Linked DNA regions of Mus musculus: regions 1, 3 and 4 are each linked to region 2. Evidence: chromatin loops called from intact Hi-C (ENCODE). Cell type or tissue: left cerebral cortex. All regions are shown on one strand. Region 1 overlaps Arhgef12 (Rho guanine nucleotide exchange factor (GEF) 12). Region 2 overlaps Tecta (tectorin alpha). Region 3 overlaps Grik4 (glutamate receptor, ionotropic, kainate 4). Region 4 holds the start of Gm47629 (a long non-coding RNA gene).

Region 1 (8,000 bases), 630 kb before region 2:
TGGAGTGGTGGTGGAGCAAAGCCAGCTGGAGACAGGCTCCAGCCTAGACCCTTGAAGACCAGAGAGCAGCAATGCACCATACTCTTGATTTCATGGGGAGAAAGGGGGATGGACCCCCAGGCCAGGAGGTGTAACTCCTAGCTGCACCTGTTTCCATATGACCAAGAGTAATCATCCGGGAATGAGAGAGTCTATAAAGAACACTCATTGCTGCTGCAGGTGAGCCAGACATGGCCAGGTGACACCAGCCATGTCTCTGATTTCAGTCAACTCTTTTCATTTGTTTCCTGAATAGCAAACACTTCCTTGAAACTCTTCTCAAACTTGGACTCCAGTCTAAGTCCCATTTCGCCAAACTTAGGGTCCTTGAACGTGATTTTGTGATTCCGGAAGATGAGCCTCATGTCTTGCACAAAGTCTTCTACTTGGCAGTAAGCCTGGTCACTCAGCTTTTTCTTGATTATGTTCAACCACATAGGCTCTTGCACACCCACAGTCATCTCTCTAAAATAATAATAATATGGCATCTTGGAAAAAAAGGAGCTCTCAGAACAGCAATAGACTCTCAAGAGAACATACTCGCACTTCAACTGTTCCTGGGGAGCCATCTCCCTCTGCAGTATCTCAGATTCTGGAAGACTCGGTTGACTTCCTAAGGACTGCATCCTACAGAAGATGCAACTCCATGGTGTTATCTCAGCTTCCACTGTTGGGATATGACAGTCCTCATGGAAGGCTCTGGAACAAGTATCACAGCAGAAGAGTATTCCTCCATCCCGGCACACCTCACATTCATCTGAGTTCTGAATACTAGGGTCAGCTGGGGAACGATGCAAGTTCTGTGTTCTCTGCTCTTTTCTTTTGCGATGTATCCGTGGAGGATTGGGTAGAAATTTTCTCTGGATCAGGAGTTTGAGGGGCCAATTATGGCAGCGCAGGCTCAGTTTCCAGTTCTTTGACTTTCCATAGCCTCCCATCATTTCAAATTCCGAGGGTGTGAACCAGTTTCCATTCTGACACTGTATGGACTTCACAGATATCCCTTGTTTGAATTTATCCTTGTGTAACACTCCCTTCAAGTTACCACACGTCACGGGAAGCAACTCAGCACTAAAATCGGCATTTTCTTTTCTGCGTCTTCTTAGACCCCTGATCTTAGCAGTGCGTCCTGGGTTCTTTTTCATTTTCTTTCTCTTGAAAGCTGCCTGGACAACAGCTATTCTGCCACGTTTTCTCTGTACACTCATTGGCTTTCTCCATTTTGGTTTTGACCAGTTGTGGCCTTTCTTTTTTCTTCTCTGCTTCTTGGGTTTTCTTGCAGGAATGTTCCTCCTGGTGCCCACACATTCTCCTTGGCTGCTTCCCATCCTTGCTTCCAGGTCTTCTGGCACATATGTTGGGGAACACATGACACAGGAACACTTCTTTTCACGTGTGGGTTGCTGTGCTCCTGGGCCAAAATTGTGGGTGTACATAGGTTTGTTATCTAATTTTGTAATACTGGGGACCAAGCTCAGGGTCTCATTTGTGCAAGGCAAGCAGTCTACCAGTGCCCCAAACAACTTCTAATGACCTCTAGAAAGAACAAGCCCTTTTTTAGAAAGTATTTTGTTTCATTGTCTTTTGGGGAGTGAAGAAGAGAAAAGTCCTTGTTGCCAGAATTTTAGAAGCTAAAAGACTTTATGCTGCCTCTACTGCAGGGGCTCGTTTTCCCGTCGCTCCTGGGCACTGGCGCTGGCCTGCTGCCTGCAGCTGGTACCCTGCCCAAGCTGTCTTCTCTGCAGCCGCCTGCTTGAGCTTGCTCTGTGCCTGCTTCCCTCCACGCTCCGAAAACCATGATCTACAAAAACAGACTTCTGCAAGGTCTCGCTCGCCTGCCCACCCGCCCCCTAACGTTGTGTTGGTTTTGGTTTTTGTTTTTGTTTTTGACAGTTCACCCCCATTTAGTGTGAGCTGTAAAACTGTACTTTATTTAAAGGCGTGCTCTTGTTCCCGTCTGGCTGCCTTCCCCATGGGTGCTGAGGGTTTGGGTAATACACTGATCAGGAAAAGGTGGTCTTCTCAGAAACCAGTCCCTCCCTCCCAGCCATTGCCAGGTGCCACCCGCTAAGCAGACATACTACAGCAGGGGACCGTAGCGTGCACACTGTTGGTGGTTTTTAATGAGCCTCTCTTTCCCCACTAGGCTGTCTCACTTTACTTGTTCACCATACAATCATTTACTCTTTAACAAAAATTGCTTTTAAGAGAAATCTGGAACTATCTTTAAAAAAAAAACCTTATTAATAATCATGTATTTTTACTGATCACATTTTGAAATGCCTAAAAGACTTTTATTGCTCTAATTATCCAGATGCACCTTTGTAAAAAGCTCTTTTATGAATTAGCTGATAAGGCTGTATGTTTCTGGAACAAAATATTGGGTCATCTAAAACTTTCTGTTTTCTGGGGTCTGGGAAAATAGAAAATAAGAATTCAAATATTAAATAAGCTTAAAAGAACTGAGTATGTGACTTTTTCTTTGTATGTATTCCTGTTTGTCTTCTGTAAGTTGTGTTTTGACATGGGGTTCTCACCTTAGGCTGGCCTTGTGCTCCTCCGTGAGTGCTGAGGTCTTAGGTGACCCCACCACAGCCGGCCACCAAGTTCTTAAGTGGACAAGGAGTCAGTAGCCTCCCTAGCAGTGACTCTCCTGGCCTTCCTGCTGCTTCCGGTCTCATTGCTGGTGAGACTAGTCTTTAGATCGCTGTGAAGTGTGAACCTCTGCAGTGGTGTGAGCAGCTGACATTGCCCTTGTAACAAGCCAGCTTTGTCCTTGGTTTTCAAGCAGTGATGGAGGCATGGTAGCATACACTTGATACCAGGCTCTAATCCTGCCACTTGGGAAGCTGAGGCAGGCAGGGCCCTTGAGTTTAAGGCTAGCCTGGTTTACATAGTGAGTTCCTGGTCAGCCTGAGTGAGACACTTGTCTTTTTTTAAAATAGCTTTCAACTACAATTTTTGGTATATTACATCATTAAAAAAACTTGATATGACACATTAATTTTGCTGTTTTTCCATTTTTAAGTGATGAGATCCATGTGTCAGCTTTTGTGGCACATGCAGGAAGTGGTTCTGCCTATTTGTGCATGTCATTCTTTTAGAAGGCTGACTGCCTTTAGCATTGTCTGTATTTTGAGGTGTAGGTATAATTTCACCTTTTCTTGGGATGTTTTTAAACATTCGAGGATACACTGGCTGAAAAGCCTAATAAGATGCTTAACAAATAATTAATACTGTGGGATATAGTTTAGCTAAACCTTTTAGCCTCTCCTATGGTAACTGTAGTCTAAGCCCTGTTAGACAGCGGCTCCTGTGGGGCTGGAGAGATGGCCCGGCTTAAGAACGTGTGCTGCCTTTCCAGGCCGGGGGTGCTCTTCCCAGGAGCCAGACCAGGTGGCTTCTCTCCATCTGTAACTCCAGCTTCAGGGGACCTGACACCCCCATCTGGCCTTGATGGGCACCTGCGCACACATACATGTTCCTGTCTTAGTCATTTTTTACAGAAGTAATTGTTGACTCCTTGACATAGCCAGGAGGCACACAGGCCACACAGCGCCAAGGGATTCAGTCCCGCCCCTCCTCGCCCTTGTCGGGTGATCTTGACTGGGCTTACCTCTGCAGTTTTCATTCTCTCACATGGACTCAACTGCCCACAGGCTATTGAGTCTGAAGCCAGCTTATTATGCATTCAAAGAAGATCGCCCTTACCAGGTAAGGTAACAAGCTGTGTAAAGATATTAAAATCTCACACAGACATCTCTGTATGCAAAGCATTACAAAACTATCAAATTCCATTTGTGTGACCTCCTGCAGATTTCTGAGACTCAGTCTTAAACTCAAGTTCAATAAATAAACCTAAAGCAAGGAAAAACTCCTTAAAAGACAACAAACTAAGTATACATAACACACAAAATGGCTGGGCTGGGGGGAGGGCTTGGATTAAGCAGCTGCTGCCCAAGTTCACATGAAGGCCAGAGTTTGGCTTCTGAGATCACACATAAATACCAGGCAGGCTAGCAGCCTATGGATAATTTCAACCACAGGCAGAGACTATTTCAGAGCAAACTAGATAGTGAGACTAGTGGCATCACAGCTCTGGGTTTGATTGAGAGCCCCTGCTGCAGAGACTAAGGGAGAACTGATTGAAGATAATTCCACCATCACACTTCACGTACATGCACGTATACTTGATCGAACACATACTGGAGAAAGGAAGCCATGTTGGCCTCCCAGTCACATTTTGTATCTTTTAAAAAATGTGTATATGTATGTCCATGCTCATATGTGCAGTACGTATCTGTGGGTGGACACTGAGGACAACACGGGGGCGGGGGTCATAAGCTCTGTTCATCTCCTTTGAGACAGTCTATCTCCAGCCTAGAACTGCAGACTGATGGGCCAGCAAGCCCTAGAGATCTTCCTAGGCTGGGATACCAGCGTGTGCTACACAATGGCTTCTGTGTCCCAGAATATAGTTCATATGCTTAGTGAAGTAATAGGTTTTCTTTTATACTTGAAATTTAGAATTTATTGATGGAAATAAAAGAATCACACATAACTGGAAAAGGTAATTATAGTTAAATACAAACCTATATGGTAACTTTATTCTTAAAACATTCCATTTATATACTATATCCAGACATAGTAGCACACACCTTTAATCCCAGTACCAGGGAAAAAAAAAGAGGGGAATCTGTAGGTTCAAGGCCAGCCTGATGTACATAGTTTCAGGACAGGCTATATAAAGCCTGTCCAAAAATAAAGAATAAAAAAATCCAACTTGCGGCTCAGTCAGTAGAATGGTATCCTCCAAGCATGCAGAGCGCAGTTGACTTCCCACCACTGCTGTGAGAGGCAGGCCAGTGGAGGAAGAGCTTTCCCTGGCTGGTGCTGGGAGGCTCGCTGTGCATCGGTTTAGGAGGGACTATGAAGTTTTGTCTCCATTTCTGCTGTCCTTAACAAGGGCCTTTTTGAAATGCAGGGAGTTCTTAAGCATTGCGTCCCCAGAATGTGAACTAGCTAGCTAGATGACTTGGGCAGCTGATGTGCTACTGTGATGGGTCTATCCTGGAGAGTAAGTGCCAGGGAACCCAAAATGCCATGATACATTTGCACACTAACAGCCCAAGTGAAAAGAGATGGGATGGACTTTTTTTTTTTTTTGGAACATACGGAGCCTAATGTTTGCTCCCCGTGGGAGTATTTGCTTTCTAATGGGCTTAGGTGGAGTAGGTTCTGGGTCTTTAAACATGAGCTATGATTAACTCACATGCTCAACTCGCTCCTTCATCTCTCTTCAAAGATACATTGAGCGGAATTGCAATCAAGGCTGGGCAGACCTAGGAAATGGAAATAAGAATCTTGTTATCTGGAGCCAGAATAGCTGGGTAGTGGTGACCAAAGAGGCCATCGATTAATTGACTAACTTATTTCCAGCTTTGTTCTAGGAAACAAGGGGTTGCTGAGTGTTTGTTGATAGCTTGAAGAAGGAAAAAGAAAGAAAAGGGAAAAAGAAACACTGACCTCGGGATCCTTGCGATGTTTGTTAGCCGGCTTTGTGATCTTTTCCTTCCCAGCTCTCTGATGTCCCTGTTGCTGCATTTCCAGCATAACCAGGTCATTTTGCCACACATCGCCACAGGAGACGCCCGCATTCACTGCTTCCTTCTCTCTTCAGTCTGCCACACATGTGACTACCCAGTTGAGTCTCCCAAAGACCCAGCCATCTCATCACCGTGCCACTTGCCTGTCCTAAAGCCCACACAGACAGACTCTGTGGTTACCGCCCTAGAGACTAAGCTCAGTGTCTGAGACGTGTCCCTGGTTTAGTTAGGCAGCTTTATTTCCCTCCATGCCCCACTTCAGTCTCCTTCCCATCTCCCTGACCTGGTGCTCCCGGTCCTGCCCACCTCCACTCTGCTTCTCCCAAAGTCTGGATGCCCCCGTTTCTCTCCAGGTGTCCAGGTCCTGCCCACACTTCTCATTTCCTGTCCCCATCAGTTCTCGCCCCCAGGACCTACCTGAGTTTTCCCCACACCCTCATCTTAGTAACACTGTGTCTTAGTCAGGGTTTCTATCCCTGCACAAACATCATGACCAAGAGGCAAGTTGGGGAGGAAGGGGTTTATTTGGCTTACACTTCCATACTGCTGTTCATCACCAAAGGAAGTCAGGACTGGAACTCAAGCAGGCCAGGAAGCAGGAGCTGATTCAGAGGCCATGGAGAGATGTTCTTTACTGGCTTGCCTCCCCTGGCTTGCTCAGCCTGCTCTCTTATAGAACCCAAGACTACCAGCCCAGAGATGGCACCACCCACAAGGGGCCTTTCCCCCTTGATCACTAATTGAGAAAATGCCTTACAGTTGGATCTCATGGAGGCATTTCCTCAACTGAAGCTCCTTTCTCTGTGACAACTCCAGCTGTGTCAAGTAGACACAAAACTAGCCAGTACACATTCCAAGCAGTCATTCTGTGGAAAGTCACATTTTTTTTGTAGAGAACTCAAAACCCAAGAATGAAAAACACCGGTTGCAGGTGCCGTATTGTTGACAAACCCCACCTATCAAGTGCGTGTCACCTTTTTCACAGGCAAGGCTACTAAGTCTAGGAGTGATTGTGATGCACACTTTAGTGGAAGCAGGGTTCAAGAATTTGCCTTTATTACTGGCTGCAGAAATAGCTTCTTCCTTAAAAGTGCTTATAGTCAGTTAGGCATTAGTGCATCACACCTTTAATCTCAGCCCTCCAAAGGCTGCAGCAGGAGGATCATGAGTGTGAGGCTAGCCTGAGCCACACTGAAGTGTTTGCAAATCTAATACCCTGTAGGGTTGGGCAGGTGGGTAAAGTGCTTGTTCCTCAGGCATGAGGACCTGAGTTCAGATCCCTGGCACCCACCTAAAAGCGAGACATGGAAGGGGCTGAGATCCTAGTGCTGAAAGTTATGATCCTAGAGTCTCAGCTGAAATGACAAGCCCAGGTTCACTGAGTCAACTTGTCTAAATAAAAAATTTTGGAGAGGCTCATGAGACAGCTCAGTAGATGTTCTCAACCTGCTCAATGTGGTGACATTGGCTCGGTCCTTCACAGAGTTTTTTGATCACCGTGGTATGTGTGTGCACTCAAACAAACAACAATAATAAAAGACAAAAGATTGAAAGAGTGGCGAGTAATGTGCTCACAAACATGCATGTCACACAAACACTTGTGCATGTGCATACATACATGCATACATGTGCATTCAAGTGTGCATGCATGTGCGCACACACACACATGTTCCATAAAATTCACCACTTAAAAGTGTAGAGCTCAATGGTCTTTGCCCATTGTTTTTCCAACTATAATTTCAATTCTAGAGCATTTCCTCACCACATCCCACTAATAGCCTCCCTTCTCCTTAGCCTCTAGTGACTGCTTTCTGTCCCCATGGATTTATCTGGTTGTATTTCATCCAAATAGATCATATACTATGTGGCCTTTCACAACTAGCTTCTCTGCATAAAGCTATAAAGGCTCATATTTCATGCATCAACACTTCACTCTGCTAACTAATATTCCATTGCATAGGTATACCACATTTTATTTACCTTCATCTGATAAGAAATTCTATAAAGTAATTGCAACCATAAACTTCTGTGAGTACAAGGTTCCTGGCATGAATCCAGCTGGACCGCGTGGGATGAGTGTCACTTGGCTCTACAGAGACTGCTGCAGTTTCAATTCCTGATGGACACGCCTAAATTGATTGAGCACTGCCAACCGAGCCTCCAGTGCTCATAACCGAACTGCATGCACCGTCAAGGCCTTTCTCCCACCACTTATTCCTCTTAACAGCAAGCTCAGCCTCTTGGGTTTTCAAATTAGTTTCAGCCCCTCCTCTCTTCTGTGCTGGGCTGTCCCTTATGTCGGTGTCCGTGAACTGCCTGCTACAGCACTTTGCATTCCGTCACTTTGCCACATGT
Region 2 (8,000 bases):
TAGTGGGCTGGAGCCACAGTGGTAATTGCGACTTGATCCCTAGACTGGAGAAATTCAGCAGGGTGTAGCTGTCAAATCTAGGAAATGTTACTTGTGCCTGGTTCAGGCATGAGTGTAAGGGTTACTTATATGGAGGTGGATGCTATTGATTGGGGCCCAAGAAAGCAGAACAGAAAGGCTTTCCAGTGGGGAAAGCATGTCGAGGAGACATGAGCAAAAGAGACGACATTGGAGAAGTTTTAAGTGACTGTCAAAGCAAAACAACCAACCTGGGGGATGTGCTGCTGGTGGGAACAGAGAATTGGCTAGATGGCAAGAAGGCAGGGAGGTGGGAAAGAGGCAGTCCCTCCCCGTCCATCAGACAATCCTTGGGATCCATCCACCCTGCCCCTCCTCTCCTACAGCTCCTACCTACTTCAGTGTGGGAAGAGTCCCGAAGGGTTTGAATCAGGGCCCCTGCCAACTCTGATAATTAACTGAGAAAAACCGAGGATGTAGGACATGTGCCTGTTAAATCCTCCTCTGTAGAACACAGCACGGTGAGGGGGCGGACTGAGATCCCCGAAGCGAGGGGAAATTGAGAGCAGTCCCCACAGACATCTCATTGGCAGTAGCAGTCCGGATAACAATTCAAAGTAGCAGTCGCTGTCGCGAAACAAACAGTGAAAATCAGAGGGAGTGATAATAAACAGCGCACAGAAGCCATCCAGAGGTCACTTCCAGATGCAAAGCCGCTTTTAGCGTTTACGGTTGTTCTATGTGAAACATGGAAACTTGACGTGAAGGTGAGGGTTAACCTCTAGGAGAATACAAACAAGGCTAGGGTTTCATCAAGTTTTCTTTTTCTTGAGTAGATGTCAGAACATCAAAGACAACACCATTGGCATAGAGGAGAACGGAGTGTCCCTAACCTGTCGTTTCCACGTCACCGTCTTCAAGTTCATCGGAGACTACGATGAAGTTCATCTTCACTGTGCAGTGTCCCTCTGTGACTCAGAGAAATACTCTTGCAAGATTGTAAGTGTACAAAAAGCCAAGTGTTCACTCAACCTTGCTCTTGCTTGCTGCCCCGCGGTGACTGTGGACACCAGGCGTCCACAGTGGAGCCCTTCAAACGCACTCGGGGGTGGGTGGTCATATTTGGAAGAGAGAATATAGTGGAATGATGCCCAGCCAGGTAGTCAGTCTCTGACATGCCACAAGGCCATTGACTTCACGCTAGACAATGCATCCTGGGCCCACTGACATCTCAGAGTAATTGTGTAGGAGAGCTGAGCTATGCAGTGTAGGGTGCTAACAGCATTACGGGCCTCTAAACACCAGTGGTGTTTATTCTACTGTTGAAACACCTTGAAAATGTCTCCAAGAGTGTCTATACCCTGAACAGATGAGATTGACTTGGGTCAGGAGCATCACAGTAGTCTCGAGGGGTATAATGAGTCATGCATAATAAATTAAATAGCCTGTGCTCTGTTGGCTCTCAAACTCTAAATACTGTCTATCCAAGTACTCACAGTTTATCAGAACGGCACTAGGGTCTGATAGTCTGGAACTGGGTGAGGTTGCAGATGAGGGGCAAAACTGATATCTCCTCTGTGCCAGACTGACATCCTCATCATGGGTGGCTATGTCCTCAAGATTGTATTGCTCTAGAGTCTCACTCCTAGTCTTTCGCAGTTCATCTTTATGCTTCCATCATGTTTACAGGAGCAAGATGTGAATTATGGTCAGAGCTACTTACAGATGGTGCTGCATACATTAGTATCAGACGAGATCCAACAATGTTCATTCCTGAGCGTAGAGCCTCTTTGAATCTCATTCTAGTGTGGAGAGTATATTTAATTCTGCTTGACATAAAGCCTAGAGTCCCAGTGGGCCCGATGATCAAGAATGCATTGGTTCTAATTAATCTGAGCAGCAATAGCGCTGGAGGCCGAAGCCGCTGTCTCTCTTGGAGGTGGAAACATGGTGGAGAATAAGTTATCAGCTTAATTGTGTGAAATCTCCCTCTGGTGTTCTGTCTTTCAGAATTGCCCACAAAATTCCAGGATCGCCACAGATTATTCAAAAGAGCACAAAGAACAGATCATTTCAGTGGGACCCATTAGGAGAAAAAGTATGTATGTTCCTTAAAACACACTATAGATTACTAAGACATTGGGAGTTCGAGGCTCGGGCGTGCCTGCCTTGTGGTGTGTGTCCATCATGAGGAGGAGACACGAGAGACAGGGGCATGAGTGGACTGCCTGTGTCCTCCAGGAAAACCTTTTCATTGTCTTTTGACAACTCTTTCTTCTCCCCTCTCTTTGAAGCCCCTCCTCCGCCTTGATCATGGTGCCATGTTGCTGTGTCTATCATTAAGTCTCCCACATGTCCGTTTTCAGGGCTGGACTGGTGTGAAGACAACGGCGGCTGTGAGCAGATCTGCACCAGCCGGGTCGACGGGCCTCTGTGCAGCTGTGTGACCGGATCCCTGCAAGAAGATGGAAGGAGCTGCAGAGGTGGGCTTCTCCTGAAGGAGACAGGCAGCTAAGTGACCAAGGAAGCTCCTTTCCTACAAACAAGGAGAAGCTCACTGGAGCCCAGTTAGCTTCTTGCCTGTGCAAATCCCAGAGAATCCCAGACAGAGAGGGAAACACCAAAGGAGTTCTAGTACCATCAAAACCAAACCTTCTTGGGTCCCTGGTCTTTCATCTAGAAGAAGTGGGCAATTAAGACAAAATTGACTTAGTAATTTAAAGGCTGTGTTGGCCATAAATCTGACCCCAAGTCCTCTTGTGTTAAGTTGGTAGTCTCAGCTGGACATGGTGGGAGGGACATACCCAGCCACTAGGAAGTTGAGTCAGAAGACCCATGAGGTCCAGAAAATAGAGCCAAGCAGACAGAAAGCCAATCACATTGGCATCTGATTTCCCGGCTCTCCCTCTGAGGTGCACAGGGCTCTCTAAAAGGTTGGATTAATTTGCTTTTCTCCTTCCTTAATCCAGTCTGTTTGAGTTTTTCCCTTTCCCTAAGGAATTCCCTTTAATGTGAGGGCGGCCCATAGGTCGGAACCCTGTTGAACTGATATGTTCTTGCTATGCTCTGTTCTGTCCCCAGCCTCTAATTCTTCAGTGGAACTTCAAGTTTGGACACTTCTTCTCATCATGACCCAGATCTCACTGTGGCATTTGATCTATAAATCAGGCGCAACCTCATAACGAACTCAGGGTGCTTTCTTCAGTCCCTGTAGGTATAAAAGTGTGTGTCCCCAAGTCAAAACAGCCTCTCACACTCACGCCACCTTCCTCCAGCAGTCAGATCTGGAGGACACCAACGTTCCTGGCTCCTCTTCCACAGTATGCAATAGTGGTTTCTCAAAGCCAATGGGAGGAAAGCACGCTCTTACCCTCAATGCCAAACAGCTGGCACTGGGTACCTAGGTTCAGGCCAGAAGCCAGCCAGGGAAAGCTCTGGCTACAGAAGTCTGATGGGAAAGCTGGCCAGAAAAGTTGGTCTGTCCCGCGCTGTTTCTGGAACACCGTGGTTATAGGCAAGGCTATTGCTGTGACTTTGAATTAAAGTTGCGTCTCTCTCTGTGGAGCCTCGCCAACACTGCCCTCAGCTCACTTTGCTTAGCTCCTCCCCCTCCTGCTGTGGCCTCCACCTTGCCGTGCCAGCTTCAGTCACTGGAGATGATGTTTGTAGACCTGGAGAACCTCACCCTGCCCGTCCCGATCCTCAAACCCAGCCCTTCACATTTTACAAATCAACCAAATAATTTTTAATGTGTTTTATCCTTAAATAAACTTTGTGTTCAAGTATTCTTGTTATTTGGCTCCTGGACTCCCTCCTGTTGTTGAGTTCTGTATATAAAGTTGCAGCATGGTAGGATTAAAAGCAGAAAGGAAAGAGCTGTGGCCTCTGCAGTGGGTGGACATGGCCAGCCCGTGCTTCCATGTATGTGTGATGTCCTTGCTGGTATGTGCTCAAGGGGCATCCTCAGAGCATAGAGGTACTCTGCAGAAGAGAAACAGGCAACATCCTCTTTTGTAAGTGCCAAATAAACATATACTGTAATTAACTATAAGATATATGGCCTGCTAAATCTTTCCCTGGAATTCCTTCCTTTCTAAGGTTAGAAACACAGTAGACCATCCTTCAAGTTTGTTTTGAAGTTACATTGGATTCAAATAGGTGGCAGTTTAGAATATATATATATATATATATATATATATATATTTTGGTCTAGGAACTCTGGAAAAACTAAACAGAAACCCACAGCTTCTTTTTACCTGGGCCCCCAACAACGGCTGCCATTTTACCTGTGAAAGCACCCACATCTCTCTGCCACTGAGCTGAGGAAGTGAGGTAGAGGCAGAGGCTGCCCCTGAACTGACCCTGTTGGGAGAACCAGAAAGTCCTAGCAGCTTAGAGCATTTGCATGTGCCTAGGAGCTAAAAGAGGGCTGGGGACAGATGAAGGTAGGAAATGTGTGCTTCAGCTTGGACACCTTAGGGTCACTGGGGACAATATTGAATGTGGATGAAAACTTCAAAATTACCAATAGGGGCTAATTCTCAACACTCATCCTTGCTGGGACAGAAACCAATGGTGGCTGTGTATTCTGTTTACTCCTGGCTCCTTGAGAGCAGAGGACTCAGACAAGCTGTTGTGTCTCCTTCATTCACCCCAGAGAAGCCTGGGGCTTCCCAATCAGATGGGTCAAGCACAGTAATGCCTCATTGAGTTTCTTAGATAAAGCTTGAACAAAAACACCCAGTAAATATTACTTAGCAATCTATCTTTATTCATTCTCATAACAATGTCATTAGGAGAGTGATACAAGGACACGTGACATCAACTCCGGGCCTCCAGTGCCTGCACACAAAGGTGCACACACATATGTGATCATATGTATGTGACCACACATAGATACATGCGTGTCATCATACATACAGAACATAAAATGAATTGGTCCTTTGGCCACGTTTTTGCCACTGGCATTTGGCTTTCTCATGTGTCTGACGTCCTTCACTTGTATGCCATTGCAGTAAGCCACACTATGGAGACACAGTTTGAGACCCCGAGGTCTCGAAGGCTTAAGCCGCACAGACTTGCTTCTTGTTCATGTCTGTGGACTCTGCCGTTCGCTGGTCTCCTGGAAAGGAGATTGATGGTGTCGTCACTATTTTTTAATGCCGCCAGTTGAGTGCGCGGCTTTAAGGAATGAGTACAAGCAGCTCGGGCCCCTCCCACAGCTCTGCCTCTGTCACTTCTCTGCCTGGAAGTCTCCTTGTTGCCGTTCCCATTCCATTGGCTAGCACAAGTCTCATGGCCATCAACTAACTTTCAGAGGCCCCATAAGTTGGAAACCTGCCCTGAGCCTGTAAGGGAGACTGGAAACCAGCAGCAATGGCTTTCAAGCTGTCTTCAAGGCAAGCATGTCTCTCTGAGTTGAGAAATACTCCCTCACAAATGACAGCACAGGCAGGCCCTTTAGCCTGTTTCTCTAAAGACAGAAAAACCAGGATCCAGCCCTGACTCTTCCAATCCTCTGCCCCAAGTGTGACTCTTGAACGCCCTCAATACTGCCCCCTTTGTTTTCTTCCCTGTAAAATGGGAACATACACTTTTCTAGAAAGATTCTTTAGGTTTCTGTCTTATATTCATTTACTTGCCCACGTGTCCTCACCTGTCCATGTGGATCAGAGGACAACCTGTGCCCATGGAGTCTCTTCTTCAACCTTTGGAGTTCCAGGAATCAAATTCAGTAATTGGCTTGACAGCCTTTACCAACTGAGCCATCCTGCTGACCCTCAAAGATTCTTTCTTATGTTCGAAAATGACACTTGTTAAACATAGCCACGCGAGAGTTTAAGATACCTCTGACGCCGGAAATGGAGGTACATCCCTAGTGTCCTAATCCCTGGGAAGTGGAGGCAGGGGAGTCAGGAGTTCAAAGCTGGGTTCTGTAACCTAAGGTGTTCAAAGCCATTCCAGGCTGTGTGAGACCCTACCGCAAACCAGCAAACAGAAAAGATAATTGTTTGTACTCAAACAGGGAAGAGGGAAAGAGTCTGGTCAGCAAAGGGCAGAAAGGAGAAAACAAAGCAGCCTTGATGGTATTCAGTACCCAGGGAGACATCGGGGAGCAGGGAGCTGCTATTTGTGACAGTTGGGAATTCTATAATTGGTTTCTTAACCAGTGCTAGGTGTGTGCTTTACTCAAAATCCTCACGGCAGAGCTTAAGAGCACCAATTATTTAACATAGTCTAATATTCCAACTATTTTTAGAATCGTTTGACATTTAACAAGAGCTTGAAATCTAATAAAATTCCTTGCAACCAAAGGAATTAAGTAATTATCAAAAGATAACAGCCACCAGGGCTGGGATACAAAGCATTGCTTCTTACTAATTCTGAATTAATTAAGAAGCTACCCCTGTTAGAACCCCTCTGACTCTCTTCCAAACCTCAGGGTGTCTCCGCACCGCATGCATCACTGCGATTTTGTCCTGCTTAGAACACTGGGGAAATTTTCAGGGCTTGGGTGTACCGACATCGGCTGCCAGGCCAGAGAAAAAGAAAATCAAAGAGCACCCTCTAGTGTCCATTTTTAATATAGCGTGAAACCTGAATTATATGAAACCACAGCAATCAAATTACAATCCCCGCCTCCCCACACCTTAGCTACAGAACATTACCAGAATATAGCTTTAGAAAACACAGGAGATGCCAAGGGCATCTTCTAAAGAACACCGTAAGATTTATTTTTATGCGCACAGTAAGCCTCGCTCCGAGAAAATACCAGCTTTGGGCGTCCCATGCAAATTTTGTCCTTAATATCTATTTCTCTAACTCGATGACAAAAAATAGCTACTGAGAAAAATTAAGTATCTCTTTTAAATGTTGTGAAATAAACAATCCAATCGAGACGAGCTCATGAAATATTTACTGGCCTTTCCCCCGACGCAGAATGCAAACTCCTCTGATGTGTATCCACCAAGCAAGAGCAGTAGCTCTCTGCTCTGACTAATGGAAGGTTCTGTTGGTGATGGTTTAATTATGCTCACTGAAATATGGCTCCCTCCTAAGAAAACACTGCCATGGCAGAGGGACAGATCTCAATGTCTATAGATAGAAATAAAAACACAAAAGGGCCATCATTCCAGGAAGAACTCGACAATCAAATTCTGTATACTGAGAAAACAAATGGAGAGATTATATTCACTGTACATTTGGTTGCGTGCTGCTGTTTGCACATCGCCTCTAGGTTAGCTGTTGTTTTGTTAACATAAAATATCCATTGTGAAATATTTGGAGAACTAAGATATCCTCCCATTAGATGAAATTGCAATACATTATGCAAATGTAGCATCCTCCATAACCAATGCTTTCTCACTGTATTTAATATTGTTTGGCTTTGAATCATGTTGCACGTTGGAGGAGACATTACAGAAGTGTTAAATTGAACTTAAAGGATAAACAGCATCAAGTGCTAAGGAAAAGCACAAACCGTCTTGTATATATGTATGGGGGATTTTCATGTATATTTATTCAATAATGATCAATTCCTAATGAGAAGTGTTTAAATGGGAGCAATATTTTAATAAGCAGGAATCCAGAGTTCTTGGCTTCTTCCTAACTCTTAAATTTCTTTATGCAATAATTCAGTGTACAAAAAAATTCCAACTATGTTGTTCTATTTTAATTGGGATACAAACATTTTATTGAAGAAAGTAACATATTTAATTGCCTCGGGGCTTGCAAATACTTGAGTCTACACAAATTACTAAAGTTTCTTAAAAACAAAACAAAACAAACAAACAAAACCCTTATAGTCATGTAGAATTTTGCTTCTAGGTTATGTCTTAGCCCAAGGCAGAAAAGACATAGTTCCCAGTGGTATCCTCTTGTTACTATATTGGCTCTTTATCTTATTGTCACGACAGATTACTTGACACAGTAACTTAAGGAAGAAAGGATGTATTTTGGCTCAGAGTTTTAAGTGCTACAGT
Region 3 (8,000 bases), 210 kb before region 2:
TACCAGACCTACCAACGCATGTGGAACTACATGTACTCCAAGCAGCCGAGTGTGTTCGTGAAGAGCACGGAGGAGGGGATTGCCAGAGTGTTGAATTCCAATTACGCCTTCCTGCTGGAGTCTACCATGAATGAGTACTACCGGCAGCGAAACTGCAACCTCACTCAGATTGGGGGCCTGCTGGACACCAAGGGCTATGGGATTGGCATGCCAGTCGGTATGCAGGAGAGCGACAACCTTTGGGTATAGCTTCCTCCAGGCAGGGTCAGGGGAGCCAAAGCCACTGAATGCGGTCTAGAATTCATTAGCCTGTTTCCAGAACCAACAGGTTTGAGAACGACTTTAGGTAGGCTTCCTTATGGTTAAAAAACAAAACAAAACAAAACAAAAGAAAACAAAACAAGCACGTGGACTTGTTTTACTTTCCTTCCTTCCTTCCTTCCTTCCTCCCTTCCTTCCTTCCTTCCTTCCTTCCTTCCTTCCTTCCTTCCTTCCTTTCTTCCTTTTTCATTTTTGTTTTTTTTAAGACAGGGTTTCTCTGTATATTCTTGGATGTCTTGGAACTCACTCTAGACCAGATTGACTTTGAACTCAGAGATCAGCCTGTCTCTGCCTCCTAAGTGTGTGTGTGTGTGTGTGTTTGTGTATGTGTGTATGTATGTGTGTCTGTGTGTGTCTGTGTGTCCATGTGTGTATGTGTGTCTCTGTGTATATGAGCATATGTGTGTGTGTCTGTGTGTGTATGTGTGTCTATGTGTGTGTCCATGTGTGTGTGTGTGTGTGTATGTATGTGTGTCTGTGTGTGTCTGTGTGTCCATGTGTGTATGTGTGTCTCTGTGTATATGAGCGTATGTGTGTGTGTCTGTGTGTGTATGTGTGTCTATGTGTGTGTCCATGTGTGTACGTCTGTGTGTGTCTGTGTGTATGTGTGTCTGTGTATGTTTCTGTCTGTCTCTGTGTGTATGTGTGTCCACTTGCAAACATGTGGAAGTCATTGGTTGACATTGAATGCCCTTCTCAGTCACTCTCTACCTTAGCTTTGAGATAGGATCTCTCATTGACTCTGGTGCTCACAGCTTTGGCTTGATTAAGCCCCAGGATCTTCCTGTTTCTGCCTCCTCATCTTCAGGATTACAGGTGTGCACCACCATGCCTCCAGTTTTACTTGGGTGCTGAAGATCTGAATTCAGGTCCTTATGTTTGCACAGAAAGTACTTTACCAACTCAGCCATCTCTCCAGTTTCCTAATTCGTAATTAAAGAACTAGTTGATTACTTATTCATTCATTCACTATTCAGGGATAATTCTAACTATTGAAGAGTACTGGTGCCCCAGCAGACTTTAGGGCTTGTTCTCTTTGTCTCTTGCTTTGGCATGTTGGCCATTTCTCTGATGATTAACGTCTCTACTAACAGAGGGAAGAAGGAAGCACTACAAGCACTAATCACCTTTGCTGATTGTACTTCACTGGCAAGATTACAGAAGATGACGTTCAAACTCTATGTAGATTTCACTGCTCTGTCTACTCTGACTTGGTGTGGGTCATTGAGAGTGGGCACTAATGTACCATGCATTTACTGGGTGCCATCTGGTTTTGTAAGTTTTTTGGCTTCTAGAACAGTGCTGCAGCTGGGCTTCTCAGAGTACATTCACTTTGCCGATAACTCTACTACCAGGGAATCGGGAGTCTCGTTCAGCTGTTGTGATTGTGAGGGATCTAAGCATAGCCTTTGGGTGATTCTATGTGGAGCATTGACTGCACTGCTGTGTCAGGCTCTCCTGAAGTAAGGCTATTCCTGAAGAAGGTGACAGGCAGAAGAATCAGGACATGGGGACATTAGCATGTGATAGCTCTGATCTTTGGCATGCAGACTTGGTAGTCACATTGTACACCCTTGGATCGATCTGTCCCTGACTGGCAGTGTTATAAACTGCAGAATTCATTCACACCTTGGAATATAATTAGCATGGTCTTGGAGTTGAGGAGACCTGCCTGTGGTACCTCAGAGAGGTACCACATATCTGAGCCTTAGTTATTCAAGTAATAGGATTAAGTTTCTCATACCTACTCAGGGAGTGTGGGTTAGGGCTGTAGTTGGTTAAGTGCCTTCCCTAGGTGCCTAATACTTAGCCTTCGTTGGGGAATATTAGTGTCCTCGTTTTCCCCATAGTTCTCTATGCAGTTTGGTAAAAGCAGATTGCTTCTTAGAACACAGATTAGAAAGCAACCAAATGAGCCTGGGTAATAATGAAAGTCCTCTCTGAATGCTGTCGGATCTGACACCTGAGGCTGTGTAGACCAGAAACTTTACTCTGTGCACTGGCCAACCTTCATGGACTCTGTTTACAGTCATATTTTCCAGTGCCCATTAATATTACAGATTTTGAGCTTCTTTGGGAAATGTAATGGCTGGCATTTTCTTTCAAGATGGTGGGGTAGATCATGAAATGAACTTGGGGTCCACCTTGGTAATACTTTAGTGACTCAATAAATTTAGCCTAAATGTCAAGTGCTTCCTTTCACAGGGAACTTGACCACACATAGTTGAGGTGAAAGAGACCAGCTCTAGAAAATTTTATTTATAAGCAAGGGAAAAAATGAAGAGAAAGGCCTCTGTCTTGACCCTGTCATGATATCGTTTTATGAGTATTATCTCACTTAATTGGACCATGTGAGAGGTACACTGCAGAGAATAGAAATTATCCAAGGTCACAAACTAGAAATAAAAGCCTGGGACCTAGGAAACTGCTCTTCAAACACAATACTTTCCAGAATAGACCACATTGAGGTATGAGACCCCCAGCTAGCCAGCTCAGGCTAGACAGGGTAAAGGTGTGCTGTAGGGCGGTTCATGTTCTCACCTCAAGTGAGGCTGGGAACAACGTTATGCAACTGCTGATGCACTGTGCAGCCAATTATGAGACAAGATTCAGATCCCTGAGGCTATACTCCCTGCCATTATTCCAGTAGGAGGAAAGAGAGTTACTACAGAATGCGTGGCGTGGTTGGGCCCAGGGAAAAGAAGAAACCCAAAAAGGAAAGATGGAAATTTAATCAGATGGCTCTGGAGCAGAGACAGCAACCAGGGAGCAGGCATTTAATCAGATGGCTCTGGAGCAGAGACAGCAACCAGGGAGCAGGCAGTGGAGCCTTCAGTGGCAGCCCCTGGGCCACTGAGGGATTGGATAGAAGTGCCTTGAAGCAGTGGAGTACTGTCTTTAAATCTAGCTAGTGTTAGCCTAACATCTGTCTACATCTGCAGGGCAACTTGCTCATGTACTTGTACACTACAAGTGTGTATTACACGCCCGTTCTACAGATGACTGTGCATGGTCATCCATGGCAAAAAATACATTCAAGGCTGCAGGTGTGTCGTGGGTTCACTCAGCCTAGTTGTGCCTAAAGAAGGGCAGACTCTACTCTACAGTCCTGCAGTCTATGGCCCAGAAGCATGGGTACTGCCTTGGAGCTTACCCAAAATGCAGAATATTGGGTCCTGCCCTGAACCTATTGAATTGGAACTTTCCACTTAACAAAATTCCCAGGTGATTCCTACATACATTAAATGTGAAAAACCCTCACTTCTGTGTTCAGGCTTCTTCCTTGTACCCAAGATCATAGGCATTCCCAGAGGTGCCTGTCTACACAGGACCTTTGTAGGAACTGGAAAGCAGACTGGGCAACCAAATCGTTTCCCAAGTCTCCTAACAGCCATGTCTTAATGATCACAGGCCTCTACCTGTTGGAGGACATTGAGTTTTCCTTGAATCCACTTAAGCCCATTTTTTAATGATTAGACTTGGATCCTAGAACCAAAACTCCTTGACCATATTCTATTGGAAATTTTTTCAAAGAATTGTATCCAACAGAGAGAAGCCTTCTGTTCGGTGGAGAAGAGGCAACAGGGATACTGAGTGATTGGCAGGGCAGTAGGCTCTGGTGAACTCAGCTATGAGAGCTGGGGGCATCTGGTGACTGGCTTCTCCATGCAGAAGGATGAGAGGATGCCCTGGTTAACTCTTCTTTCAGTGGTTGATGGCTGGTTATGTAAATGATTATAAAGTATACTGAGACAATAGTCACAAGCTCCTAAGAAATGAATAGATGTGACGTAGAAAGTTGAACATTTGACTGGTGGGGGGGGTTGTGCCACATGAACTCACATGATGGCTTCCTAGAGCCTAACAGTCACATCTCCATCCAGTTTCCTGAGTGTCATTGTGCAGCTCATTGAGTTATGATAGACCCTCTATTTAAATTTGAAAGTGAAGGTGCTAGGCACGGAGATGGGTAGCACAAATGTCTGGGAAGCCATTACTCAGCCCATCCCGGGTCTTTGATCATAAGATGACCATGTTGGTCATGTGACAGGAAGGAAGTGGAGGAGCTAAGGCGATGTAAACCAGAAAGCCCTCTTTTAGCAGAGAAGACGGAACTAGAGGAGAGTGGTCTTGGAGACAGGTGCCTTCTGCTGTGTCTGTTCCCCAACCCAGGTTCAGGTTGACAGAGTGGCCAGGAAGGATGCTGGGAAGGGGAGCACCATGTGCCTAGGAGAACAATGACATCATGCCTTGGGTTTTCCTTTGACTCCATAGGCTCAGTGTTCCGGGATGAGTTCGACCTGGCCATTCTCCAGCTGCAGGAGAACAACCGCCTGGAAATTCTGAAGCGGAAGTGGTGGGAAGGGGGAAAATGTCCCAAGGAGGAGGACCATCGAGCCAAAGGTAAGGAGGACCACAGAGCCAAAGATAAGCACCCTTGGCTCTTCCCCCTACTTGACAGAACCAACATGGCCTTGTTATACAGCCCAAAGTTCAAGCAATCACTTGTAAGATACGTTGACACCAAAGCCTAGATTGGGCTGCTAGGAACCAGACCTATCCCAGAGTCATTTCTGCTATAGGCACCAGTGTCCCCTTCACACAGAGACCCTAGAGATGCTATGTTATCTGAATCTACCCCTAAATTCCAATGTCATTGTCACCAGCCTGGCCCATAGCTAAGTGGTATTCTTTTCTATTGCTGTGATAAGAGATCAAATGAAGGTATGGTATCAGGAGCAAGTAACTAGGGACTCGCAGCCTGAATAGAAAACACCAAGGAGAGAGCAAACTGGGAACAGCCCATTACTTTGAAACCTCTAGGCCCATCCTCCAGTGACATCCTTTCCCCAGAATGACCATACTTCCTTAGACTCCCCAGTGAGCATCACCGACCAAGTATACAAATGCTATGGGGGACATTCTCCTTCAAGTCCACACACCTGTCCTCCCTTCCCTCCTATGTGTCTTGACAGTGGCCAGAGTGATTCATGTTTAAGATGCAAATTTGACCACGGCATCCTTCTGCACGAGCCTTTCAACAACTTCCTATCTCACTCAGAATAAGTTTCAGGTTCCCTGGAGTCTCAAGGCCCAATGTGGTTTATCCCCCCTCCCCAACACTCTCTGTTTTATTTCTGAAACTCCCCCAAGCCTCCCTCATTCTGCATCTAACCTGGAGCCAGAGCACCCAGGCTCCCTCAGAAAGGACTCCTTTCCCTTCTACCCAAACCTTTTCCTTTCAAGGCTGCACTACAACTGTACCGTATCTCCTAATTCTTTATTTGCTCACTTTCTACTTTTATTAGAGTGAAGATTTTATAAGGGTGGGGTTTGTCTTCCCAAGGCCAGCATAGGATATTTTCTCGAAAGAAAGAAACAAAGAGAGGATGGTTGAGTGAATGGATGGTTGGGTGGATGGACATATGGACAGACAGATGGATGGTAAATAAAAGAATGAACACTACATTGGCTTGAATGCAAAGCAGCCACAGACTGTTTGTGCAGTAAGGAGTGTGGAGTGTCCCTGAGCACCCAGGAGAGACAGGTGAGTTCTGATTATGCACAGGCTCACTGATGCCTGCTAGTTATTTTTGGCTAGCTCATATTCTCAACGTATACTGACTTGGACACTAAATCATCCGGTCACCCTTGCAGTCTACTTGCAGCCTTGCTAAAATATGCAACAGATTTACCTGTGCATGCTCCCCCTTCGGAAGGAGTAGGATGAAGGAGAGCAAGCACTTGCCTTTCTGCTTGGCATGAGTGATTATCCCACAAGACATTGAGAGCTACTGTGTTTCTAAGTGCTTCTATGTAGGCTTCCATCTGGCAAGGCCAGGTCTTAGGGATATGGCTCTAGGAGGCTGGTTATAAATAATGTAAAAGAAATCCTGCCTACTTAGGAAGTCACGAAGCCATACACTTCTTGGGATGCTCCCTTCACGAAGGCTAGAGCCACCCATTGGGGTGACCATGAGTGGACATGGGGCATTGGCAGCCCTCATTTGAATCCCAGCTCCACCCATTGCTAGTGTGTAACTGTAGGCATCTGTTACTGTTGCTGAGCTCACATCTGCATTTGTGATGACTATAGAACCCAGCTGGACTATAGACTTGCTGGGAAGGTGAGTCAGAGGTTGAAGAATACTAGGTTCTGTTCATAGGAAGGACCCAGAGCATCCCAATTTATTGCTATTATTGTTCTGCTCTGGAACGTGGGTTACGTTACTCTGAGAAACCCAATGATGGTCTGATCTGTTCTGTTCTGTATCTACAGAGGACTCATTTCCAACTGTCAGCCAGCCAATCAGTCATCCAACAACAGGAGATACTGAGGTATAATGAGGTCTGTTGTTCCTGGGGAAAAAAGCAAGTCATACAGCCTTAGCATTAAAGGTCTTGAAGTTTCAGGAAAGATTATCAAAAAGCCTCAGTATTGGCCAGACTACAGGGAGAGACTGGGTTGAGTGTTGAGGGGACAGTTACATTTTATTCTCGGAAGAAAATAATGAGGGAAATACAGAGCAAAATGTCAGGACATGCTTACAGATTGGAGCTATAACAAAGTAGATTTTTGAAAATGCCCAGATCCTAAGCAGACGGATAAGCAACATAAGGAAGGATAGGGAAGCCGAGAAGGGCAATGCACAGGGGCTGTGTGGAGCAGCTGAAGCCTTGGCTCAACACACAGGCCAGTTTGAGGAAGCTGGCTGTAGATGTCAGAGGTTCTAGAGAAGGCTGCTCTGGAACTGCAAGAGCCGGTCTTGTATGTGGTGTCAGAAATTATTTGGAGAGCATCTCTGATCCCAAAAGACAGCTATTGCCTTAGGAGACGCACTGTCTGAACAGTTCAAACTCATGGTAGATGTGATGCTGTTGAAGGGTCAGACTCTGGGTTTGCTAGAGAAGTATTTTGGAAATGTAAACATTTTCTTGTTGTGGGCTGAAGGAAAATGATCATGTTGATGATGTAAGTTAACAAGTAAACAAAACAAAACACTCAAAGCTACCAGGTTCTGCAAAAAAAAAAAAAAAAAAAATGGATAAAAGGATGGACTTATCAGGGTATGTTGGGTTCTGGCCTATTCCTGTCCAGGAGACTACTCCATGCTGACATCTACTGCTAGTGTCACTCCCAGGATGAGCTGAGGATTGTAAGAGCTACAGAGAGATCTTCCAGAATTAGATGACATACCACAAACAGGGTAGCGGCATGGGGACAGAGGGCAGAGAAAGCAAAAGGCCTGAAGTTTCCCAAGTTCCCAGACAAGAACATTGGAAATCTGGGTGTAATGAGTAGAAGAGGAGATGCCCACCCACTTGCTATGAAACATCGTGGTCCCTTCCCACCCTAGGCCAAACGTACATCCAGTGAATGAGGAAAAAGACAGAGAGGAGATGCTGAATTTCACCTGAATTTAAACAAATAAACAAAAAACCTACTGAGAAGTCTGTGTGCTTGGCACTGGAATGAAAATTGAAGTTTGAGGTAGAAGTTTATTCACAGGAAAATTAAAGGTATTCTCGGCAGTTGTTGGCTTTGAAATCCCTTCCACATTCCACAGAGGTTTACGGAGACTGATTAGACAGCAGAGGTGGAGGTAGAGGGAAGAGGGAGACTAATGGGAGTCAGCCTCGCAACCGCCCCCCCCCCCCCCGCCACGACCCTCACCCCC
Region 4 (8,000 bases), 59 kb before region 2:
GCACAATGGAATTCGGGGTGAGATCTATTACAGAGAAACCATGGACCCCGCCATCCTGAGAAGAGCCACCAAGGACATCAGGAAGTACTTCAAAGACATGACCACCTTCTCTGCCACTTGGGTTTTCATTGTGACCTGGGAGGAAGTCACGTTTTACGGAGGCAGCAGTACCACGCCTGTAATCACCCAGCCTTTCCACTTTCTACGGGGTCTCTGACATCCTGTTCGTCCTCACTACTGAGCAGGGATGTAATTGGTAGAGTGGAGGAGTGTCAGTTCGCTTGAGTTAAACTAATAGGTCTCGCCACCCATTTTCCAGGAAGTGGAGGGAAATATCAGCATGAACCAGTCTAGTCAGCTGAAACATTTCAGATGTGTCATCCCAGTCTCAATTCATTACCAATGTCTAAAAGGAGTCTCTCGACAATATTACTGCAGGAGGTAGCATTCTCTTTTGTGAGCGAGTGATAAAGGCAAAGCGACTCATTCCAGGCCGTGTGATTATGGATCTTGTGAGGAACACAAAGGGCTTTTTCTCTTGCCAGAGGCACAAATGTTTCTCATCATCGATAATTTCCCCTTTTTTTTCCCCTCCATAAAATCTGGTAGCAAGAGAGAAGCAGGGTGCTGGGTTGGGGGAACAAACGGCCTGGTTCATTTTATTATGTTATGACATTTTTTTTATTGTGACCAGGGCTGAAATGATTCATACTTGATGTTAATTAGAGTGGGCAGTTAAAGCAATTCCTGAATAAAGTTTCAACATCTGCTCTGAAATCCCAAATGAGCAGTCAAATAAAAGTCAAATAAAAAAGATTATCTCTGGTAATATCATAGAGATAATCAACTTTCTGCCTAAAGGGACAAAACCCCAGTTTCCATGAATGCATACAGCTTGTTTGGGTGACCGTGATAGTGGAGGACGTTGAAGTCAAAATCACACCCATCTTCAACTGTAGTTTCCTAGTAAGCAGAGAAACTTTAAAAAAAAAATCTATCCTCTTCTTTCTTAGGGTTATTTGTAATTCCATCTGCTTTCCTGGCAATGAGTTGACTGTTCGGGGGTGGGACAGAAATTCTTGTGTAGCAGAGAGAGGTTAAAAAGTGCTGGTCTTGCAATTCATAGCGAGGACACAATGGGGATGGGTTTTAGCATCGTCTGTCTAGCAGCTCGAAGCACTTTATTGCTAAGAGGTCCTGCAGAACAGAAAGACACATGTTTAAGCACCAGATGCATGGGCTAGAAATAACCCCTCTAAAGAAGCATGTGTCTCCCTCTGTCACGTTATGGATCGCTAAAGACTCCTCGGGTGATGTTTTATGTCCTTTAAGCCTCATATCTTACAGCGTAGGGATGCAGGGTGCCAGCGATCGATAAATTTTAGTGTCAGTGAAGGGGTAGGGGAGAAAAGGGACGCCCATCAAACGCTGACCACCATTTCCCCCATTAAACCCTCTGCTGGCTGTAAAAATTGCCAGGATAATTTAGGTGCTTTCTGCTTTGTAGTTTGGATGGGGTTTCTAAAGCAAGCGCGATCTCTTTCTGTGAGGACGGACGATGAAACCTTGAAGGGCTTTGAGCTTTTAGAGGGAAAGGAAAAGATGATGGATTCTATAGAACAGCAGAGTGTCCATCCATCCATCCCTACCTTTGAAATGGGCCTACCTATTCCACCCAGGACCACCCAAGACTAAAACAAGGGGTAGAGAGATCTTTAGACAAGACACTCCCAGCTGAAAAGGAAATGGATGTGTTTCAGGAGAGCCAGTTTTTACTGAACTTTTAACTATGTGTCAGTCCTGTACTCAGCTATTTCTTAATCCCCAATAACCCCCGCCCAAGTGCCATCTATGTTCCAAGGTGACCATAATAGAGATTCAGGCCTCCTAAGCCTCAGAGCAATGGATCACAGTGAACGCTTCAGGGTGGCTCCTAACTGTCTCCAGCTGCCTCCTCCAGGAAGTGTCCTAAGGAGCTCTCTGAATTCTTGAAAAACAAGGTTGTGCAAAACCAGATCTAGGGAAGTCTTAAAATGAGTATTGAAAAAATACGTGTGGGTAGGGTTGTGTGCGTAAGTAAGAGCAGATGAGGTGTGTGTATCTATGTGTCTGTGTGTCTGTTTTGTGTGTGTGACTGTGTTGTGTTTGTGTGTATGTATGTGTGTGTGTGTGTGTGTGTGTTTATGTCAGGGTGGGGATAAGAAGGGATGGAGTGATTTTGGGGGTTGATCCCAAAGGTATTTCCTTGAGTCAAAGGTATTTCCAACAAATGTTGATAGAAATTCCGTTCTGCAGGGGAATTTGGGGATGAAAAAGGCCCAGCTTCAAACCGTGCATGGCCCTGGCTCTGCACCTATCCTTTAAATCTGTCCCCACTAGTGATCTTGTAGAAACCTTGAGTTTATTGATCATTCATCTCTTTGTCCTACTTTCCTCTTTTGTTCAACGGGCCCAAAGAACGAAGTCATATACCCAGCCAACTTTATCATAAACGCCATCGGCTGTGTCAGGCACAGGGCCTGAGGAGAAGGCTCTCTTTTACAAAAAGGGCTTTTCTTTACTAGCAAAGTGCTTTTCCCTGGACCTGTCTAGAATGGGTTTCCAAGATCCTCCATCCCAGTCTGATTACACAGGATAGGAATTTGGGTCTTCCTCTGCTCTTGCACAGAATGTTAACTGGGATGCTATCAGGCAGCCAGGAAGAGGCTTGAAGAGAGAAAGGGCGCAACTGCTACTTTTGATTCTATTTTGATTTGCATTTCCTGAAAGCACAGGCCCAAGGCTGGGGATGAGGAAAGGGACGTAGTAAGGGCTAAGGCCAGATGCAGCTTATTTCTGAGGACCATCTGCAAGGTTTGGCTTCCTATAACATCCCCGTCCTCTTAAAAGCTTAAGGCTAAGACATCTTGGAGTGACCATGCTCTGAGAGGTAGGCTGGGTGCTCTGGCTGCAGTCCTGTGTTCCATAGCACAATTTCCAGCAACTCATTTCACTTAGTCCTTAGCTGCTCGGCTCTAAATGGAAGGAACCCAAACCATTGCCCAGTCTGAGTTGCAGTACTGAGAGGATATTACAGATACAAATTAATGCATAAATGCTCAATTAGAAGAGCAATTTCTTTCCAGAAAGAACTTCTTTAAAAATCACTTCCCAACTTTCATCTTAAAGGGGGGGTGGGGGTGGGGTGAGACATCTGATCCAGAATAGTGATGTCTTCCAGGAACAGAGAAAGCCCGCTCCAGAGGACTTTGGGTTCACTGTGTCCCTCCCCACCCCGCCCTGCCTACTCTGCTCTGGGTGCAGGTATTTGCACGGAGGTCCCTGGCTTGATATTTCCTATAGTTTATTCTCATGCTGCCATCTATAGGTGTTCTCAAGGCATCGCATGCTCAAAAGGGGACTCTGAATCTTCTGTTTTGGTCCAAGATAGATGGGGATGGGGAGCACTGAGTCAGACCCCAGGTTTCTCTCAGGCAACCTCTCAGCTGGATGCAGAGTTTTACACATCTTGCTTTTCTGCCCTGGAGGTGGGAACACATTTTGAGCAGAGGCAGGGTGTGAGGAGGGCTGGGCTGTGGTGCAGTTCAGAGCTGTTGGAGGGTTAGAGGCACTGAGTGGTTGTGGCGGGGGGGAGGGGGGGGCGGGGGGTGAGGGTAGGGTAGCCACCACTGTGTGATGACCTCCTGAGAGCGTGAGTCATGAGCATTCTGTACCTTCTGCAGGTGAACACCTTCCAGGCTGTGCTGGTATCCGACGGCTCCTACACATTCACGCTCTTTAATTACTATGAGATCAACTGGACGACTGGGACAGCCAGCGGTGGCGACCCTCTAACAGGCCTTGGAGGTGTGATGGCACAGGTACAAGGTTCTCTGCATCATCCTCTTGCAGATTTATATCACCATATCTCTTGCTTGCTTTGCTGGGCATCCTGGACAGAGTCCCGTTAATACCCTTGCTCTGGAAGCACACTTTTGATCTTGTAGGTATACTGAGGGGCTAGCCTTATCTATCTTTGATACCTTACTCTGGGCATGGAGTGAACTAAGCAGGCTTTCCACCCCTTGAATGGTGACTCATGGAATCCAGGAAAAAGTGATACATTGTTTCCAAGTGTGATGAATTCTTAATGTAATCGAGTCAGCTAAGGAATAGGGATGGTAAGTGCTTAAACCCCTTTTGTGTGTGTGTGTGTGCTCCAGGCAGGATTTAATGGTGGAAACCTCACGAATTTCTTCAGTCTTCCGGGATCAAGGACCCCTGAGATTGTAAATATTCAAGAGACCACAAATGTCAATGTTCCAGGACGCTGGGCATTTAAAGTTGACGGGAAGGAAATTGACCCGGCCAATGGCTGCACCTCTAGAGGTAAAAAGCTTTCCCCTTTTCTCTGACAGCATGGGGCTGGGTTTCCTTATATTGACAGGTGAGCTTTCCAGCCACGGGGAGGATTCATTCCTGGTGCCTTACCCTCATGACATCTCTCAGCTCTGTGATGGACATCAAGGTAATTTTAGCCTGCACATTCCCCACCCAGGGAACAAGACTCCATGCAGCAGGCTTCGGAGTCCTTGCCTGTGATGTGCATGCGGCTAACAGTTTGGAATATCTCTAGAGTGAAGCAGGGCCTTGAGTGATTTCTCAGGCAGATGGAGAGAAGGGAGCTCCCCTGCCTCGCCTTATTTTGTTGTTGTTGTTGCTATCCCTTTAAGAGTCTCTCCTCATCTTTACTCTTGTTCTACCATCTGCACTTCGTAGATCCCCAGGAGTGGGTGAGCTTGGAGTGTCGCCAGGTCCCTGTGATGGTAAATCAGAGGCTCCTGGTATCAGGAGAAAGAAAAAGTAGCTGAGTTCGAGAGTTTCTAAAACCTAAAACCCTCTCAGGGGTAGAAAGACATACAGGGGTTGGGGGAATCAGAGACGCTTTAGGCCCGTGGGGAGGCACCTCTGTGGGTTTCCTGTTCATTGGCCTCTGTAGTGTGACGTCTTTTCTCAACCACCAAATCCGGGAGTTCTCGCAGGAACATCCCAGTGTATTGATTCCTGCTCCTGTGTATTCAAAGGTATCCAGGAAACAGGATTTCTGTTAGTATCTCTGCGTGTTGAGGTAGAGGCTACAGCCCCAAGAAGCAAAAATGTTTCTGTTTATCTGATGCCCACCTAGCTGTCCACCCATCTCCACTACTCTCCCATCAATCCACTTCTCCAGCCACTTGCCTAGTGGCTCACCCATCCAATAGCCCTCTCTCTAGCCACCCCATCTCCATCTACCCTTCTCCACCCATCCCTCCAATCATGTGTTATTCTTATCAACCTATCCATTCACATGCCTACCTCTGTCTATGCACTTACAGTTTATCGTCCTAAAAACAATGTAATAGACCCATTGAACCCCAGCTACTCTTCAGATAGCAGCAATGTCAGTAGTTATTCTAGCTGCCCATGATAACACTGTGGTGGCAGAAATAGACATAGGTGTAATGTCAACACAGCACAGCATATATAATACACATGGTACAGAGTATTGTGGAAACATGGGCAGTGTTGGACAAAATGATTGCAGATCTGTAAGAGCCCTTTGTATCATTTAAGGAGATCACTCCTCCTTGGGTAGAAAGCATGCTCTGTATAGCTGGCTGCCAGACATATCTCTTGCCTCAGCTTCAAATGTTTAATCTATGGAGAAAAGCCAGTTTCATCTGGTCTGAAGTTCCCATGCCCTCTGCTCTCTCCCACTGAGCACTGAACCTCTGACTTGCCCTAAGGCAAGCTCATGTTTGAAGTTGTCCTGCCTGGGCATCTTTGCCCTGCACTCTGTGAAGTCTTCCATGCTGGAATAACAAGTGAGTGCTATGTAGCTAAGTGGGTATTCAACTGGATAGGGAAGGGGATGTAGTCCCAGGGCCCCTACCCCATGACTTCTGAGATTGTTCCTTCTCCCTTGCGGGAGGGTCAACACAATATTACTTACCATCTGTGTGAGACGCTGTCTCTCTGTCGCTTCATCTCTCGCCTCTTGACTTCCCAGGCTATCTCCCCCACACTTCTTCCCTTTCATTCAAACGCTGAAGAGTTCAGTGACTACGGACTGCAATGCGAGTTCTCAGTGGCAGCCTCACACCTCAGTCCCGGGAATGAACAGTGTGGTGATGGACAGCATTGGCTGGCAGCGCTGGGGGCATGGTCTGGTGCCAGCTGTGTGCAATGTTCTCGCTTTCGCTGCCTGCTTTTCCTCTTGAGTTATGTGTTTGGGTTTCATATGCAGGACAAATTCAATATCCACACAGGACTTGTGCATTTTTATGTGCCCCTGGACGTCTATCAATCTAATGAGATCGGGATTTGGCCCGGGTTATAAGCAAGGGACTCTGTCCCATAGTACTGGCTTATTAAATCATCATTTCACAAACAAAATTATCACAGAGCATCTATCTACCTTTTGGTTCAAACCTCCTCTATTTAGAGACATTTCACTCTCATTTATTGGAAGCCTCGAGATATAGAGACTGGAAATGATACTGAGTAAATGCTTTTATAATGTATGCAACCTTGAGCTGGTGCCAAAGTGCTAGAGGATTTAGGGCTTGTTTTAAGGGCGGATGCATACAGCCTACTGGGAATATGAAGACGTCTATTATCTCCTTTTAGGTGCAAATCTCAACAGGTAGCAGGCGTAATTGCTTGTTGGTACATGTTCGTGTTAGGCAAATATAGCAAGAGATATTCCTAAGGTACCCCTGCCTTCTGCTGGGATTAAGCCAGTAGGCTTGGACAGCTTGCAGAATATTCAGGAGTCTTGGTGTGTATGTATGTTTTAGATAATTTATTTAGGGAAATGGTTTTAAAGAGTAAATGTCTGCCAAATAAATGGGAGTGAATATTTATTAAAAATTAGTACATGCCTTAAAACCATGACCTGGCCCTCCTCCTGACCTAGACTTGGTCAGAAAGTTCTCTTCAGAAGATAAAGAGAGAGAAATACCAGACTTGGGCAGGTCCTGGAGCTGGAGGGAAGACAACATGCAAGGGCTTGAGTTCAGCCTAAACAGCATCTATAGGATTTACAAACCTTTGAAAGTAGCACAGAAGAGGTCAATCTTTTCTAGAATATTCCCAGGAAGCTGAAATTTATGTTTGCCTCCTGATTTGTGCTGTTGACCTTTTTGGGGGTACATGCTGTACATACTGCTGATTAAATGAACAAATTAGCAAGCATGCAACTGATTGCTGCATTCTGTGGCTATCAGTCGGGTCTTCTTTTGGAATGCCCTTGCTCATATTCTTGAAAAGAAAGTGGCTCCTGTGGGTCAGAGACTTTGCCACAGATGAAGGCAATGTGTGTGTCTGTGCTTGAATGTGGGCTCACTCACCAGCTGGGGCGTTATCAGCTCAACACTGGATTCAGACCCTCTCAGCTTTGAGTCTTGGCTGAGTTGCTGAGCGATGCTGAATGAATTATTCAACTGCTCTTTAGGCCTCAGTTTCCCTGATTGTCAAATGAGGTAGACAATCGGTAATCCTTAGCTAAGTGGGTTCACAAGTGGGTTGGCCTTTATCCTGGTACCTGGCTCAGAGGGGACATACTCAGTAAGTGTTGGCTCTCATGTCCTTATTCCCAGGACAGTTCCTTCGTCGAGGGGAGGTGTTTTGGGATGACCTGAACTGTACCATCAAGTGTCGCTGTCTGGATTTCAACAATGAGATCTACTGTCAGGAGGCCTCCTGTAGCCCCTACGAGGTGTGCGAACCCAAGGGTCGGTTCTTCTACTGCAGCCCAGTGGAGACCAGTACCTGTGTGGTATTCGGGGAGCCACACTACCACACCTTTGATGGCTTCCTCTTCCACTTCCAAGGCTCGTGTGCTTACCTGTTGGCCCGACAGTGTCTACAAACCTCCAGCCTCCCCTTCTTCAGTGTGGAGGCCAAGAACGAGCACCGAGGGGGCTCTGCTGTCTCGTGGGTAAAGGAGCTCTCTGTCGAGGTCAATGGCTACAAGATTC

The links. Peaks named below come from ENCODE experiments on the same cell type or tissue, not always from the same donor. Only the 100,000 strongest peaks of a DNase experiment are listed, where the experiment ranks them.
Region 1: it touches region 2 in a loop (2.6-fold over the local background); 3 of 42 quality-filtered maps call a loop at or near these places.
Region 3: it touches region 2 in a loop (4-fold over the local background); 4 of 42 quality-filtered maps call a loop at or near these places.
Region 4: a loop joins it to region 2, with 2.1 times the contacts of the local background. A loop is called at or near these places in 10 of 42 quality-filtered maps.

What each region holds. Positions count from the first base shown.
Region 1 is chr9:42,958,347-42,966,346 of GRCm38, reverse strand. It overlaps Arhgef12 (Rho guanine nucleotide exchange factor (GEF) 12), which reads left to right. Exons shown (of 41, transcript NM_001359232.1): 41 at 1-2,505. It also overlaps the pseudogene Gm5831. Among named protein-coding and RNA genes, the nearest start is that of Gm36648, 15 kb to the right of the region's middle. In left cerebral cortex, no CTCF peak of the experiment used is centred here; DNase peaks (open chromatin) are centred at 1,743, 2,073, 4,147, 4,963 and 1 more place; H3K27ac peaks cover 1,782 bases.
Region 2 is chr9:42,325,425-42,333,424 of GRCm38, reverse strand. Tecta (tectorin alpha) reads left to right here. Exons shown (of 24, transcript NM_001324548.2): 21 at 855-1,017; 22 at 2,029-2,116; 23 at 2,385-2,501; 24 at 3,100-3,803. The coding sequence ends at 3,200. Among named protein-coding and RNA genes, the nearest start is that of Gm26272, 12 kb to the right of the region's middle. In left cerebral cortex, a CTCF peak has its summit at 6,589 (motif pointing left); DNase peaks (open chromatin) are centred at 440, 3,505, 6,565 and 6,968; H3K27ac peaks cover 264 bases.
Region 3 is chr9:42,534,039-42,542,038 of GRCm38, reverse strand. Grik4 (glutamate receptor, ionotropic, kainate 4) reads left to right here. Exons shown (of 21, transcript NM_175481.5): 18 at 1-217; 19 at 4,597-4,725. Among named protein-coding and RNA genes, the nearest start is that of Tbcel, 66 kb to the right of the region's middle. In left cerebral cortex, no CTCF peak of the experiment used is centred here; no DNase peak of the experiment used is centred here.
Region 4 is chr9:42,384,027-42,392,026 of GRCm38, reverse strand. Tecta (tectorin alpha) reads left to right here. Exons shown (of 24, transcript NM_001324548.2): 4 at 1-178; 5 at 3,723-3,860; 6 at 4,203-4,368; 7 at 7,620-8,000. It overlaps Gm47629 (a long non-coding RNA gene), which reads right to left and starts at 6,130. Exons shown (of 3, transcript XR_003948138.1): 1 at 5,972-6,130; 2 at 3,714-4,820; 3 at 658-1,197. In left cerebral cortex, a CTCF peak has its summit at 3,370 (motif pointing left); DNase peaks (open chromatin) are centred at 3,388 and 4,747.